3 separate regions of the Mus musculus genome follow, and regions 1 and 2 are each linked to region 3. A link is a loop called in an ENCODE intact Hi-C map of the cell type or tissue named here. Cell type or tissue: left cerebral cortex. All regions are shown on one strand.

What was found. A loop is a pair of places that touch in the nucleus more often than their neighbours do. Peaks named below come from ENCODE experiments on the same cell type or tissue, not always from the same donor. Only the 100,000 strongest peaks of a DNase experiment are listed, where the experiment ranks them.
Region 1: a loop joins it to region 3, with 3 times the contacts of the local background. A loop is called at or near these places in 4 of 42 quality-filtered maps.
Region 2: it touches region 3 in a loop (2.6-fold over the local background); 6 of 42 quality-filtered maps call a loop at or near these places.

Annotation. Positions count from the first base shown.
Region 1 is chr9:14,772,500-14,774,999 of GRCm38, reverse strand. No RefSeq gene overlaps it. Among named protein-coding and RNA genes, the nearest start is that of 1700012B09Rik, 2.7 kb to the right of the region's middle. In left cerebral cortex, a CTCF peak has its summit at 1,012 (motif pointing left); a DNase peak (open chromatin) is centred at 934.
Region 2 is chr9:15,014,531-15,017,030 of GRCm38, reverse strand. The region is part of intron 2 of Panx1 (pannexin 1); the gene reads left to right. Among named protein-coding and RNA genes, the nearest start is that of Panx1, 30 kb to the left of the region's middle. In left cerebral cortex, a CTCF peak has its summit at 1,291 (motif pointing right); DNase peaks (open chromatin) are centred at 1,302 and 1,602.
Region 3 is chr9:15,168,396-15,170,895 of GRCm38, reverse strand. No RefSeq gene overlaps it. Among named protein-coding and RNA genes, the nearest start is that of Hephl1, 58 kb to the right of the region's middle. In left cerebral cortex, a CTCF peak has its summit at 974 (motif pointing right); a DNase peak (open chromatin) is centred at 976.

The DNA.
Region 1 (2,500 bases), 400 kb after region 3:
ACTGATAACTACTTGACTTATTTTTCTTGAAATGATTGTTCCTCTGGGGAGAAAACCCATTTATAGACAGAAAGACAAATCCCAGATTTGTTTAGTGACATGGACAATGGCCGGATTGCAGAATGGCTAGACAAGTCATCTTGTGGTTGGTTGGAACTTTCTACCTGTTGACTATGGGTGGTATTTAGGCAGGCGTGACTCTCAAAAATTTTTTTGCTGCCACAGTCCTTTGAGCAGAATATTGTTCTTTGCACAGAAAATATATTGCAACTACATTGATTTCTTTTAGTGGTTTTGCAGAACAGACTCACCTGATAGCCCAGGTTGGCTTGACTTCATGGTCTCCTGCTTCAGCCTACAGAGTTTTGGAATTACAGGTCTGGACCACTACACTCAGTTTCAGTGAAGATAATTTTTGAAGGTAGATATCCAGGAATAACTAATTTTATCCTCTTATTTTTTTTATAGCACATAGGAACACATAATGACCTCTTACCCAAATTCTAGGAAGTACATTTTCTTGGGGATCCTTTGAGATATTGCAAGTTATCAATAATTGCATGTTAAAAGTCATTGGAATTTTAAAATCCCAAGCAAGCCCTTATAAGGAGCAGCTTCTCCAATAACTTACAGACAAGGAAATAAAGCCAATTACCCCTTAATTTAATCCAACTGGAAACATTCAATAAATTTGAAATGATGGCTACTTACAAGAATGATTGGTTGGCTTTGAAAATAATTTAGGGCTGTAGGAATTGAGAGGAGATGCTGGAGTGAGTACAGAATCCACTTCTCTGAAGCAATATAGCACAGAGCACCCTGTTACTTACTTGTTATTCAAAACCTAAACCAATGGGTAAGAGTTCTTGAAACCTGTCCTAAATGTGAAGAATTAAGCTTACAATGTTAACTCCCTGGCAATGGGCAAAGGCGGCCCTTGGTGGTGGTGATGTTCTATGTCCGTCAAGGGCAGAACAGATCTTTGGTTTTTGTCTCCACCTGGTGTACATTTTGGTCAGTTTCATTTAATCACAAAGAGGAAAAATCTACTACCCTGGTTTGGTTTTTGTCTTTTGCTTGTTCTTTTTGTTTGTTTGTTTGTTTTTCCAGAATAAAAAAAATAGAAATAGCTAAAATAATATCTTATAGATTTTGCCAATAATTTATACACAAAAGAATTTGAAGTGGCATACACATATGGTGATTGAAAACTTTAAAAGGCAAAGCCATAGAAGAAAGAAGAAAATAAAGTACCTAAAGTAATGCAGTGACTACAACCAAAAAGTAAATAAGTTCCAAGTTTTTGCTGTTGGAGAAAAGAGGAAACAAGAACTGTGTAATTCTTTATTATTTGATCAAATATACCACACTGTTTTATTATTAAGTTTTCAGGTTAACTACAATATGCTTAATCTTTACCTTGTAGAGATATAACATACAGACACAAACTTAGAAACCTTGATGAACTATATACAAAATGAACAAAACTGTGTAGCTGCCTGCAAATCAAGGTGCAAAATACAGTTGGAATCCCCAAAGCCTGCTTTGCACACCCTCGGTATTGGTATTTCCACAACGCTAGCCACTAGCACACCCTCAGCTATAAAGCTAGCCACTATTCTTTCCTAAAGCTGTCCATTACTCTGACTTCATCATTAATTTCTGCTACACCACGGAATAATTTACTATGTACAACATCACATCTGTGGATCTCTCACATTTCTACATAAAGAAGGAGTTTGCTGCTTCTCATTATGGTATTCTAAGAACACAATAATGGATAGTTATATCTTAGTTCTAATTTTTCTGTGAGCCTTTGGGGCTCTGGTGAAAGGTGCCGCTGGGACCACTCTGGGGCACCTTTTGGGTGCATCTATTCCACAGTTCGTGTGTGTCTCATATGAGGACTGCAAAGTACTTACATTCTCTAGTAAAAGCAAAAACAAACAAAAAATCACTAGCTCTTCAAACTGGTTAACATTTACACTTTTGTTCCTGACAAGCTCTTACTATGTTGCCCCAGCTGGACAGAAACAACCCTCCTACCTAACCCTCTATGGCCAGCTTAGGTGATGCTCAACAGTAGGGAAGGAGAACCCAGTTGCTATGCGCCTTCCAACCCCTGTGACTGATGCTGGACTGTTTGCTGTTTGTTGGTTTAGCAAGCAACCACTCTAACACGTGGAAAGTAACAGCTCCTTGAAGACTGCATTCCATGGTCTGTTGAGTAACAGTTTGGGACAATGTCTCATGTGCTTGTCAGCTGTTTGGATCTCCTTTTTTGTCATGTATCCATCTGTCTATTTTTCTCCAATCTCTTGCTGAGTTGTATGCCCTCTTTACACTGATCTGTAGGAGTTCTTTATGTAATCTGGGTCCTCATTATTTGTTGGCCAATGTGTTTTGAGAAAATTTTCTTCCAGTCTGTGACTTGATTCCTCACACTCTTAATAGCTGACTTCAATCAAGAGACTCTCTTAATTTTTATGTTCTCTAACTT
Region 2 (2,500 bases), 150 kb after region 3:
ACATGGGTGTGGTGGCAGGGGTTGAATTTTGTCACCCAAGATTATGTTGCCATCTTAACCCTGTATACTGAGAGTATGACTTGAGTTGAACAGTTTGTTAGAGATTCAGTCGTGAGTTATGAGGACCAACCCTGGAGCTGATGGTGTCCTCTTACGAGGAGAAAAATTGCACATAGACACACGTCAAGGGGAGAGAATGTGGGGACACTTGTGGGGGAGGTGGCCTCCCCAGGGCCTTCGGAGGGAGTTCTGTAGGACTGGCCTACAGAACAGTCAGAGAAAAGACTCATTGTCCACGGCCTTGCAGTGTGTGGGATTTGATTGTGAGAGTCCCGGAAATGAGCAGGGCTTACAGTCAAGATGGCTCACTGTTTAAGAGCAGGCTCTGGTCTGCAGAGGACCTTGGTCTCTGAGGCTCTTAGTTTTAGCATCCACCCCTGCCTGTACCTCCTGTTCCAGGGGATCCGACCCCCACACATACCTAATACACACACTCTCACACACATAGACATAATTAAAAATTAGGTAAATCTAAAATATATACTTTTCCAAGATTGTTCCCTAACTAGAGAAGTAGCCCATGCCAACTGGACATAAAGCTGTGGCTTTGGAGTTGGGCACAAATCAGTAATCATAGCTGCTATATTCCCACACGGAATGTTTTTCAGTTTTTTGCCTTGTAAAAATAAAATATAGAAATATGTTTAATCTAAAACTTAAAAAAACAGTAAACATATGTTATAGTGGTACAATTTACATGTTAAATAACAATGCAATAGGATGATCTTATATAGCTTTAAATAGAAGAAATGGGAGAATTTTCAGATTACAAAACCCCTTTCCTCAGAACAGTCTTTTTAAGTCACTTTTTTGAGTGACTAATCGTGCTTAATTCCTGTTGTTCAGCTTACAGTCCTCTGCATATCCATCCACTGAGCTCCGACCTCCCAGACAAAGCTCAGTGTCCACTAAACTCCCATTCCTCAGCTCTTGGCAGCCGCCTAGCTTGTGTGTCCACCAGGCATGGCTCTCAAGGGACTAGGGGTTCAGGGTGTGTGTAAGCATGTCTCAATTCAGTGCCAGCTAAACTCCAGAGACATTCTTCAGGGTAATGTTCAAGTGTCTGTCACCATGGACTGGCATTGTCAATTCTCCCTGTTGACTAGGCTGACCTTCTCTTATCCCTTCCTCTGGACTCCTACCCCTGCTTTTTTCACAGCTGATGGCTACCCCTGGCACTAAGAGCAGGTATTTTTTGCTGGGCAAGTGAGTGCATCCAGGATACCAGCAGAGGGCGCTCTAAGACTGCTTGAACTCTGTTCTCTAGTCTCGTTCAGCTCATCATGGACAAAGATTAATCAGATTTCTCTGAAACAGAGCACTTAAAAGAAAACGGGAAAGAATAGAAAATACTTAACAAAGTGGGCAAAATATTTTTCTAAAGCAGAGTCATAGAGACTTGGAGGATTCACTGGAAACCTCTGGCATTACCTGGAATATGTACAAACCCGGGAATGAACCCCACCCACACTTGCTAGAGTAGAACTTTTAACATTGGGGTTAGTGCCAGGAAAGTGGTGTTCTCAGAATCCTTCAAGATTCTGGGCAGGCTTGGATCCCTGAGTGGGCGCCACCAGACTAGACTGCTGTTGCTCAGACAGTGTGAGCCTGCACACCAGTGTGCCATTGTGGGGATGTCGACTCAGACCTGCAATTCCATGTCTGGCTTAGTTCATTTCTGTTGCTGTGATAGAACACCTTGACAAATTCCGCTTACAGGAGAAGTAGCTAATGTCAGCTGCAGGTTATAGCCCATGTCTTCGTCTATACATCTGACTATGGGGAAGTCAAGGCAACAGAACCTGAAACAGCCACATCGCATCCACGGACGAGGGCAGAGAGGAATGAATACAACGTGGTCATTGCTTGCTTGTACCCAGCTTGATCTTTCCACTCTCGTGCAGTTTAGGACCCCAGCCCCACCTAGGGAATGGTGCTTCTCACAGTGGGCTAGCTTTCCCACATCGATTGTCTTAGGGCAGTTTCCCACAACCATGCCCTGGGTCGAATCAATGTACATGGTCTCTCAGTGAGACTCCTAGATGATTCTAAGTTGTGTCAAGTTGACAAAGCTAGCCATTACAGGGACTCTGGCAGCTTCAGGAATGAGAGAGAAGCCACTGGTCTGAGGACCACAACACTAGGTCAGGTTGGCTAACTGTGACACCATATATTGTCAAGCCAAAGCCAAATATAGTTCTATACCAGTAACCACTTACCCATTAATCTACACACTCTTCTCACAGTCTGCAGCCAAAGGGAATGGCAGCAGAGGTAACAGTGTGGCTCCCAGTGTCAGGGTGCTTCACAGGAGAACTTTGTCTGGTCTGCAGTACTGAAGTGCTCTCAGACAAGGGCAGAGTACCACTGTGACATCTAGACCCAGGCAGAGCTTTGCCTCTTGCACGATGCTCTGAATCTTCTGGCTCCATCCTTTCCT
Region 3 (2,500 bases):
TCTGAGAAACTTACTAATAAACCAACTGAACCTGCTGGATTGTCTTCAGAATCAATGCTGCAGAAGCAAGACTTCAGAAATAGCTGTTTTGTTGTTTGAGATTCCAAGCACAGATCACACATGGTTTGCATCTGTTTTTCATGAGCTGTGCAGTCAAGTAGGAAGTGAAGACTGTAATATAGTAAGGACAGAGGAATGGTTCTCTCCAGCTTGCCCATGAGCCACTTGTCTACTTTCCTCCTGGCTGGAATTGAGCTGGGGTGGGTTGTGTAAAGGAATCTGACTGATGGTCCAGTGCATCATAGGGTTAGATGAGTGGTTCTTCCAACTCCTAGTGAGTGTCCTAGGGCCTTAAAGTTTATTTGTAACTCGGCTGCTCTTCTGGATCAAGTATGAAGAGTTCATCACCTCAGCCTTTCTAACAAGGGTTCTAAAATCGCATTTCCCCTCAGATGTAGATTTTACTTTGATGCTGGGAAATTAGTTGATAATGTGGTGCTGAGTTCAATTTCTTGGGTGAATGTTTTTTATTTTGTTTTTCTTTTAAAATCTGGATATGGTGGTATATTCTAATAATTCCAGGACTGGAGGAGAGGAGACGAGATACCTGATGCTCAAGGGCCTAGCCTAGATCAATAGGTGAGGTCCAGAGGTCCAGGTCAGTGAGTGCTCCTATTTCAAGAAAGGTGGCTGCTTCCTAAAGAGATACCAGAGGTTGTCTTCTGACCTTAATGTACACACCTGTCACACACACACACACACACACACACACACACACACACACACACACACACTTTCATTTATCTTCTTTTCCAAAGATCAATCAAGAGGAATTTGGAATGCTTGTTGCCTTTTTAAGCTCTATTTTCCATGAAGTCAAAGGAGCTTTGCTCTGAGAGGCTCTGTCCTGTTAGGTGGATCCCACCAGACTTCTGGATAGTTATGAGAAATGCATTCACAACCAAATATGACCATTAGAGGGAGCCCAGGTCTTGTGCAACCATAGAAGGACAGGAGTGGGGGTGGGACAGAGTGACAGAGCGCAGATCCTTACTTAAGTTTAGATTTTACTAATTATAGCCATGTTTGAGAACTATATCTCTGTTTCCAGGGAGCTCACAGGTGAACCCACTACCTTGCAGGGGTTCTTGAGAAACTGTTACTAAAGTTTAGGCTCAGTTTGGGTATAGGGATAATGCTTATCATTAATAATAATAATAGCAATCAAACGTGTCTAGGAGTGTATAGAGGAATGTATTACGGTCGGGGAGACCCAGAGACTCTGGACATGCTTTGCAGTATGTTAGTGAGGGCAATTCTGGGATGAGTCGCTGGGTCTACAAGACAGGGAGGGTGGTGGCAAGGCTCTGGAATGAGTGGCATTCCAGCATGGAGAAAGGAGTCAGTCTGCAAGCCAGAGGGTCCTCAGCAGGACCCAGGGCTGCCGTACTGATGATGGATTTCCCAGATCTCACACCGACCCCACACAGGCTAGGTGAGCATTGTGCACCAGGGATTCCCCCAGCCCAGAAGTGATCTCTGGTCCCTGCATGCTCCTTAGAGCATCAGTTTGTTTTTGAGATGAATGAGGAATAGAGCACTGGGTGCTGTGCTTGGAGGAGGAAAAATACAAAAAAGTCCTTATCCCAAACGTCCTGCTCACAGAAATAGATGTTTGGTATTTACAAGCCCAACATGTGCCAAGGTGCAGAGATGTCATTTTGGCGCTGGCCCTTTAGTTCCCCATCCATGGAACCGGCTTCTGTAAAGCCCTGGGAGGGTCTTTACCTGCCAGGACTCCCCGAGTGAGACAAGGAGACTCAGATTGATGCAAAAGCAAGAGGTTTATTTTTCCGGCTCATCAGGATCGACCTTCAGCAGTCTCTCAAGCAAGAGACCAGAGGCTATCCTGATTCTAAATTACAAGCACCTTTTAGACATTTCTTTAGGGGGCAGATTGCAGTGACAGCAATCATCCTTGGAGAGTACCTTCCTTCCCCAGAGGGCCCAGGTGGCCTTTGGCCAGTGTATTTTATGTTTTTTCTAAGAATTATTTTATCAGATTTTTGGGAAATTGTCCTGGGCCTGGGACATGAAACTCTCCCTTGGGGCCTAATGCCCTTTCCTGGAGCCATCTCAGGGTTGGGTAGGAGTTGCTTAGTCTTATCCTTCCCCCCACTTTCTTGTTTGAGCTCCAATCACGGAGCTCTTCTTTCCTGGTAATAAGACTCTGCTAGCTCATATTCTTCCTCTCCTGATCTTTGGATTGCCTTAAAACCACCAGCTGCACAGCACTTATCCTATCTTTTACAAAGGCAATCAGCTTGTTAATAATGCAAGGGCCAAAACTGAGCTCAAGCAGCAAAATAAAAATGGGACCCAAGGAAGAGGAGATTAGGGTTGTCATCCACGAGGAGGAACTAAACCAAGATGCAAACCAACTTTGATTCCTCTCTCTCTCTCTCTCTCTCTCTCTCTCTCTCTCTCTCTCTCGTTCGGC